Regions from separate parts of the Mus musculus genome. Here region 1 is linked to region 2. Evidence: chromatin loops called from intact Hi-C (ENCODE). Cell type or tissue: gastrocnemius. All regions are shown on one strand. Links, peaks and the distances in the headings refer to the core of each region. The heading gives the core; the rest is flanking DNA.

Region 1 (4,388 bases), core at 180-4,179, 50 kb after region 2:
AGTTATATGCCATTATGCCCAGCTTACCTTGGTTTTTGTTTTTTGGTTTGTTGTTGTTGTTCTGTTTTGTTTTTAAAGGTTTATTTATTTATTATATGTAAGTACACTGTAGCTGTCTTCAGACACCCCAGAAGACAGCATCAGATCTCATTACGGATGGTTGAGCCACTATGTGGTTGCTGGGATTTGAACTCAGGACCTTTGGTAGAGCAGTCAACACTCTTAATAGCTGAATCATCTCTCCAGCCCTACTTTCTTATTTATTTAATTATTAATTTATTTATTGTTTTTTTCTAGGCAGGGTTTCTCTGTGTAGCCCTGACTGTTTTAGAGCTTGCTATGTATACGGGGATGGCTCAAACTCAGAGGTCCTGCCTCTGCCTCCCAAAAGCTAGGATTAAAGATACATGCTGCCTGCACACCCCCGCCCCAGTTGTTTGGGTGGTTTTGTTTGTTTGTTTGTTTTAACTCAGCCTGAGGATGAGTTAGGCCACCAGAGGATGGAGAGGTAACAGTTTCCATTGATTCTGTGCTGACTATTGACAGGTCCGTGGTTTTCACCTTAGAGCGGTGAGCAGCATCCAGAACCTGTTCATGAAGGCAGGCCAGGTGCTGGGGATACTAGTGTCCCTGAGGCCAGGTATCAGCTGTGGTCTGTGATCAGACCAGGACCTTTCTCCACATCACATTGTTCAGTGAAGGAAACTGAGGTCCAGCGTAGGCAGATTTAACAGCCACGTATTTCCGTCTTCTTTATGGGACTGAGATGCAGTGTCCCAGAGCATCCAGAGTTGGGATCAACATGGGGCCATGAAGACTAACCATGGCTGCCTCCCTAGGTCCTCTTCCCTTCCTTCTCCAGGAAGGTCAAAACTCCCAGCCATCCAGGTCTCCTGGCCAGAAATCTAATCTCCATCTCTAGGTGTTTGAGTTTAGGACACAGAGCTGCTCCTTGCTGGCACCACTTCAGGCCAGGCAGTGGTGGCACCTATCGCTAGCTTCTCCTCGACCCAGCAAAGCAAGTGTTGCTAGCATCCTGGCTTGGGAAGTAAGGCACAAGCTCAGGCAGGAGAGCGGGCTTCCTCGGCTGCAACTGGAAGACAGATGGCCTGCGATTGAGACCCAACCCATGACCGCCAAGCTTTGGGATCACCAGAAAGCCGCAAAAGGCTCTAGGGAATGCTACTCTAAGAGAAGGATGTTTACTCTAAGAGAACAGAACTGAAGCCCTAAACCAGGGTCAGGCAATGAGTGTGAACCTCCTTTTGGGTGCTCTTTGTAGAACATGAAATATACAAAAGTCCATGGTGGCCCCTGGCTTCACCCTCCCCAGTCAGTGAGTCCAGCTATGACCTCTCCACCAAAGGCCATATCCCTGCCTGGGACAATGTGCTGTCCCAGATTTCTCTAGCCCGGGTTCTTCTTGTTCAGTCCATCAAGTGCTTGACGCTCTTAGAAAGCGTCAGGTTCCTTCCAGACTCTGAGGCTTGGCTGTGCTGTTCCCTCTATACTGAATTCTCTCTGTGTGTTTGGTCCATCTATGGCTGCTGTGTCCCATCGGGTCATGGTTGAGTTTATCAAGACATTGCATGTATGCTTAGCTCAGGGCCTGCCAGTGACATCATTCCTGTCATTCCTGCCAGGCTTAGAGGTTAACTGTCTCCTGGGCTAACTTGAGGCAGTTGTTTCAAGCTCCCACACATAGATCGTAGCTTTCAGGATCTTGTTGGTCTGTCCACTAAAAAAGGCCGTGGGGCGGGGGCCTACTGCCCTTCCATTACATTCTTTCATTTGTGTGTTTGTGGGTGGAGGAGGGAATGTATGCCACAGCTCAAATGTTCATTTTTGTCTGTGTGGGTGGAGGAGGGCATGTATGCCATAGCTCAGTGTGGTCAGAGGGTAACTTGCAGGAGTCAGTTCTCTGCTTCCACCATTTGGGTCTGAGGAATTGAACTCAAGTAGTCGGATTTTGTGGCAAACTCTTTTTACCCACTGAGCCATCTTGCTGTCCCCATATGCCTTTTGCGGGGGGGGGGGGGGGGGGGCGGTCTCTATATGTAAACCAGACTGGCCTCAAACTCATGGAAATCTGTCTGTCTCTGCCTCCTGAGTGCTGGGACTCAAGGTGCTTGCCACCATGCCAGACCCCTCTCTGCTTTTTGGGGTAGAATTTTCAGTACCAGCCATGTGGAGGGTATTCCATAAGTGTTTCTTGAGTGATGGAAAGGTCATACAAAATAGCAGTAAAACCTCCCATTTAATAGCTGTTTCCCAGGGCTGTTTCCCAGGGCCTGCCAAAGTACCCTGCCCTGGAAACAGCTTTGTGCGCATCCTGGGAGGTGTTCTGCCCAGGAAACATCAGTTTAGGTGGGAGACGCATCGGGCCAAAGCCTGGCTGAAAGACCCTGCCCTTACCCGCCCCCCCCCCCCCGTCCTTCCCCTCCACAATCATATGTGTGCAGTGCTTATCCTGGTCGGCGTGGGACTGGAGGTGGCCCCCTCTCCAGGTGAGTGTCCTTCCTGCCTGGGTCCTCAGCAAACCCTCCCAACTCCCCACACAAGGCACACAAGCCACCTCCCAGGAGAAAGGGGGGCCTTCCCAGGCAGCCATCATCCCCAGGGACCCCTAGTCCTGAGCTGTCCGTTTCTTTCTACCTTAGGTGTCTCCAGTGCCATCTTCTTTGTGCCGGGCATCCTGCTGTTAGTCCCAGGAGGTAAGAGTGACAAGAGGGTGGGGCATGGGTGGGGTGGGGTGGGGCCAGGCACCCTCACTGACAGATATCACCCCCACAGTCTACCATGTGATCTTCATCTACTGCGCTGTCAAGGGCCGCCGGGGCTTCCAATTCTTCTACCTGCCCTACTTTGAGAAGTGAGCTGCAACTGGCCAGTGGCTCACCAGTGATCCAAGGCCTCAGGTCACCTCCACGTGTCCACAGGGTATTCCTCCAACCTACACCTGGTTCTGTTCCTTTCACCTGGAAGGCAGAGGCCCCTGGGACCCTCACAACCACCAGGCCCCTTTGAATTTGCTCAGGAAGTTTAGAGCATGCCAGCCTGGGAATATTGCCTCTTACCTGATGTGTGCCTTAACTTATTCCTGGGTTCTGGACTCCTGGGTTGGTGTAATTTTGTGCTAATAAAAGGGTAATTATTTCCAACAAGGACAGTTGCACTTTCCTGGGCCAGCAAGCCTGGCCCAGCACACTAACGACCACAGTCCCCTCCTACAGAGGGACTGTGTGTAAAGGACCCACCTAGAGCTCTAGAGGACCACCAACTTCCCAAGGACAACCTGGATGGCCTCAGGTGTGCCCATGGTCACCATTATGCCCAGGGCAGAGCTGGATGAAGTAGTCCCACCCTGTCTGCCTTCATCCCTGAGGAGATTCAACACTGCCCCCTAGCCAAGGGCACCAAGAAGTGATGCAGGCACCAGGCCTAGAGGCTGGTACCCTGGTTCCTGCCTGGCTCTGTAGCACTAGGCAGTCATGACTGTCACTAAATGTGGGTCATGTGCCCCTCTACACACCCACTGCCCTATTTTCTAGACCCAGAGGTTGGGAGAAGCAGGGAGAGGAGGGGGTAGGATCACGGCTTCTCAGCCGAGCAGCACAGTAACAAGGCGATGCTTAGAGCCACCAACTGTTTGAAACAGTTCAAGTTCTTAGAAAATTGGGGCCGCTAATAATGTCTGAAACTTAAATAAACAAAAATAAACAAAACCGAGAATCTTTAAGGAAATCTGAGCTCACAGCAGTTCATGTGCAACAAGCTGTGCTGAGAGCTCCCCTCAAGTCAAGCCTGAGAATCCTCACTGCCTCAGTTCCATTTCCTAGATGAGACGCTCAAGGCCCCAGTTGTAGGTAGGGACCAACTCACCAAGGTCAACAGCACAACCCAAGCCCTTCTAAAACCCAGGGAGAGGAGAAGAGAAGGAAACCAGGCTGACGCTCTCTGCAGGCCGCCACAGAAACCTGGCTGAAGCCCTCTGCGGGCCACTACAGACCAGCTGAGTGAGTGTTCCATCTTTCAGACCACAGCATGAGTGTCCATAGAGAAGCAACAGGATGCTGGACACCCTAGAGTCCTGTGCCTTTATTGAATAAGTGGACACCTAGTCTTTGACCCACCCAGACCTTCCAACCTCAGAGCTGCAATCAAACCACCTTAAGTAACTTAGGACTCTGCAGGTAGCTGAGGCTGGGACTATACAACTATACCATAGATGTCTTGTAAGATGACTCCAAGAATTGAGGCAAGTGCTGTGGAGCCTGACAGCCTAAGTTCAATCCCTGGAACCCACATGAAGGAAAGAGAAGACTCCCACGTGTTCTTCCTGACCCCCACACACACTCCATGGGACACTTGAACACAAACACGCAAAT
Region 2 (4,388 bases), core at 320-4,319:
ACTTCTCTAGTAACGAACTATAGAAATGATCCCTGAAAGTATAGTCTTTCAGGTTCAATTTCTAACATCCTTATGGTAGCTCACAAATTGTCTGTAACTGTAGCTCCAGGGCATCCATGATACCAGGCGTGTGCATGTGAGATACACACACACACACACACACACACATACACACACACACACACACACACACACACACACACACACACACACACATAATTACTGGAAAAATGCCTATACACATAAAATAAAATAAAATAAATCTTTTTTGAAAAGATTCCTGCACCTGCCATCTACCTACTTCCATCCATCTGCCTTTCTACCTATCCAATCATTTATCCATCCAACAAACATTCAACCATTAGTACAGTAGGAATATTTTAATAAATCCTGGAGTAAGATCACTACCACCTCAGTGGTTTATGTTCCTGAATGAAAGACACACACAGCCTTTATAGACTGAGTTGGGCAACTGCCTACTGTCCATGCTGTTGGTATCCATAATTCCGAGTTACTATTTACTAATTTCTATGATCCATCTTGACTGCTTTTAACTCAGCCAGCCAGCTCTCTGGGCCACATTCTCTTGGCACAGAGTTCAGGGCGCTCTTCTTGCTTCTCTACCCCATGGTGGCTCTTGTCTCTCTCCTACACACTCTTCTAAGGCATGGCGTCTTTCTCCCCCTGCTCCTTCCTCGAGGTTCCAAACTCAGGAAACCTAAACCACGCCTATGTCTTTTCTCCCCAGTTATTGGCTACTGGCATCTTTATTTACCAATCAGAATTAACTAGGGGCAGGGTCTTTCTCTTGTTTTAAGGGCAAACAGTTTTGGGGTGGCCCAAATACAAGCATTAGGTCAAACCCACTACAACAATAGTCCACCAAAATGCTCACATACTAATCTTCCCTCCCAATTAACCATCACCAACTTATCAATCCATCTTTTCATTAACCCTTCCAATATCCCTCTATGCAACCCATCTACCCACTTACCAACATTTGGCTCATCAGATGGTATCCATCTATCCATTTGTACATCCAGCTATTCAATTTCCCCTCCACCAACCCAACTGTCTATCCATTAGCCTCTTGTCCCTCCATCCATCCCTCCTTCTATGTACTTACCTGATCATCTACTCTTCCAACGAGCCACTCAAAAGCCAGTCTATCCAGTTATCCAGCCAGCCACCCATCCTTCTACCCACTGCCAAAGGTTCTGATCCTGACAGCTGCAGGGTTCCAGAAGGCTAATCTCCTGCACTAAGACCTTGGAGTTGACAGTCTGCCAACCCCACCCTCTTGTCATCAACCCCCTCTGTAGAGGTCACCAAATCTTCTCTTGTCTCCTTATGGCCTCTGCCCAGTGTGCCCTGATCTAATGATTCACAACCTTAGCCCTGAACCTGTTTGGCTAAGTCACTGTTGAGCTAATTGAGGACACCAAGATGAGGTCTCCAGGACACTGAGATGCAAGCCAAGAGGGACTTCCAGCCAGGAGACAATGACTTTGTCCTCATGGGAAACTTACCTACTAACTTTTGACTCATTATTTTCCTAACCACCTTGGACTATACTTTGAGACACATATTTCTCATTATCTCCTATCTTCCCAGAGGGAAATACAAGATTAACCTTCATTTTGTTTTTTGTTTGCTTGTGTGTTTTTTCAGACAAATCACTGAACTTACCGACTGACTCATGCCTAGGTTCCCAGCTACTTGACAAGAAGAAAGGAGAAAAAAACAGAGAGAGAGAGACAGAGAGAGAAGAGAAGAGAAGAGAAGAGAAGAGAAGAGAAGAGAAGAGAAGAGAAGAGAAGAGAGAGAAGAGGCTGGAGATGTAGCTCACTAGTGGAGTATTTGCCTAGCATATATGAAGCCCTGGGCTCCAACCCCAGTACTGGATAGAAATGAAAAGAGGGTCAGAAGATAAAGTACTTTTTCCCGGGGACCCAGCCCTGTCAGACCCTCTAAGACCTTACAGAACATGAGAGAATATGCTTTCTGGGCACTGTTTTTGAGGATGTCCCTGCCTGGTGCAGATGGTCTGAAAAGCCACACGCTGGGTCCTGTGAACAATGACAAAGAACCCTTCCAACACTTGACCGCCTGGCCAGAGTCCACACACCTCTCAGGCTTGCCTGTCCCAGATCTCAGTCTTCTTCACGCTGTGTTTAGCCTGTTCCCTCCTCATGGAGGCCACCTACTCCCAGTGACCTTATCTCACCTCCACACACAGCAAGGCCTCCCTCTGAGAGGTAGCCTGTGGGACTGTCCTTGTATTTTCCCATTGACTATAGTCCTACATTGCTGAAGGTGCTGCCCCTACCACGTCAAAAGCTCTAGAGGTGAAGCTGACAGGCTGCTCCCAGGCCGAGGGTGACAGTGCCACCCTCTGGTGCCCTCTCTCTACTGTCTATACGTTCTACAGAGGCCACTGATGTTCTCCCCTTCCTCCCGAGGGCTCTGCCCAGTGTTACTTGAGAGTTCCCGGACTCTGCCAGATCACTGTTGACTGTCAGCCTCATTCAGGGCTACTTGACATCAGCAGAACAGGCCATGTCTCTAGTGTGCAGAGCCTTCCTCTCACCTGCCTGGGTGGGTATTCCGAAGCACAAACAGACTGCTTGGTGGCCTTTGTCTGAGTTAAATGCACTTGAGACTGGAGTCTTCAGGGCAGGTGGGGTCTGTTGTGTGGTCCCCAATGCTGGCCTGGGACTAGAAACCACCCTGGGGTTTCTTATAATCCAGACTGGACTGGAACTTACTATGTAGCCAAGGATAACCTTGAATTTTGATACTTCTACCTCTGGGTATTTTACAGGTGTACAACACTTTGTCCAGTTTTTTTTTTTTCTGTACTGTGTTGAGCTCAGAGTCTTTCTGTATGCTAGGCAAGCACTCTACCAAGGGAGATATAGGCCCTGCCTCTCTCCCCACTCTCCCTCCCGTCCTTGATGTTTGCAAGCTAGTCACTGAATCGATGATAGAGTCACTAGCTCAGATGGCAGACATGGCATGGGATCTGGTTCCCTGGGACAAAGGCTGGTGCAGAGGGCATGTGAATAAATCATGAGGGGCCCACGACAGGCCAGCAGGCCACAGCTGACCTCATTCTGGAAGTGAGAGTAAGCTGCTGTGTGGTGAGTGGCTGCAGTGTGGCAAGGGGCAAGGGTCTGTGTGGCACCTTTATTCTTGTTCCTTGAGAAGAGCTTACAGGTCAGGGGGGTGGTTCACCCAGGAGGTGGGGAAGCAGAGGTGGAAACAGAGGTATCCTGGGACTCCAGATGGGGAAGAGAGGAGCAGGTGGCATACTTTTCCAGAATCTTGGAGCTGTCCTGGGAAAGAGAATGGTGGAGGGGTGGAAAGGGCAAACAGGTAGAGCAAACCGAGAAAGAGCCCCTGTAAAACAGTGAAAGGGCAGAGAGACAGATAGATGGACAGACAAGCACACACAGAGAGACAGACAGACAGACAGAGACAGAGAAGCAGAGACAGGGAAACAGAGATACAGAGAGACACAGAGACTGAGAGAGACAGGAAGACAAAGACAGAGACAGACAGACAGACAGACAGAGACAAATAGAGAGACAGACAGACAGAGACATACAGACAAACAGACAGGGGCAGAGAAACAGAGACACAGAGAGACACACAGAAAGGGCAGAGAGACACAAAGACACAGAGACAAACAGGAAGACAGAGACAGAGAGAAAGAGATAGAGAGACAGACAGAGAGACAAAGACAGAGAGGGGTTGAGGGGGACAGAGAGAGGTTAAGGCACAGAGAGAAACTGAGGGGAACAGAGAGACTGAGAGGGCCTGAGGGTCCTGAGAGTACTGGTCTACCAAGACATAGCATAGGCCAAGCCAAAGCAGATGGAGAGCAAGCAGGATACGGAGCAGGAAGAATGTGTTAGGACCACGAACCAGAGAAGTGCAGGCAGGATATGGGACTGAAGGAGGCCAGCCAGCGTGGGAGCCTGGCCACCTGGATCAGCGAGGAGCCCCAGGGTGGAGTCTGTGGTCCTGTGAAGGTTGGGAAGCACTCTAGGAGGTAGGTGAAGATTTCAAAGATGGATTATGGGAGCAGCAATGGAAGAAGACAGTGACCTTAGAGGACTCGGGCTCTTCTAACCCCCAGAGCTAGAAACAAAAACATAGCCACAGCTTGCACTGAGCCACCGACCTACAGGTGGAGGAGACCCAGCTGGAACAGAAAACGTACCACACCTACATCCATGGCCCTACCGGAGGGCCCAACAGATGGCAGCCTCCCTGAAGGAGACTCCAGTCCATCCTCAGGCACTGCAGGACCCAGCCAAGACCTAGCCAGCCCCACTACTCGCAGAAGGGCCCTTCTCCGTGAGCTGGAAGCCCAGGTGCAG

Evidence for each region. Hi-C counts contacts between places; a loop is a spot of excess contacts. Peaks named below come from ENCODE experiments on the same cell type or tissue, not always from the same donor. Only the 100,000 strongest peaks of a DNase experiment are listed, where the experiment ranks them.
Region 1: a loop joins it to region 2, with 4 times the contacts of the local background. A loop is called at or near these places in 1 of 42 quality-filtered maps.

The regions. Positions count from the first base shown.
Region 1 is chr19:4,128,569-4,132,956 of GRCm38, forward strand. Tmem134 (transmembrane protein 134) reads left to right here. Exons shown (of 8, transcript NM_001078649.1): 6 at 2,463-2,507; 7 at 2,661-2,714; 8 at 2,794-3,739. The coding sequence ends at 2,876. Among named protein-coding and RNA genes, the nearest start is that of Tmem134, 4.8 kb to the left of the region's middle. In gastrocnemius, for the core only: no CTCF peak of the experiment used is centred there; no DNase peak of the experiment used is centred there; H3K27ac peaks cover 926 bases.
Region 2 is chr19:4,078,465-4,082,852 of GRCm38, forward strand. It overlaps Cabp2 (calcium binding protein 2), which reads left to right and starts at 4,024. Exons shown (of 6, transcript NM_001160253.1): 1 at 4,024-4,388. The coding sequence starts at 4,242. It also overlaps the pseudogene Rnu3b-ps1. In gastrocnemius, for the core only: a CTCF peak has its summit at 2,417 (motif pointing left); a DNase peak (open chromatin) is centred at 2,119.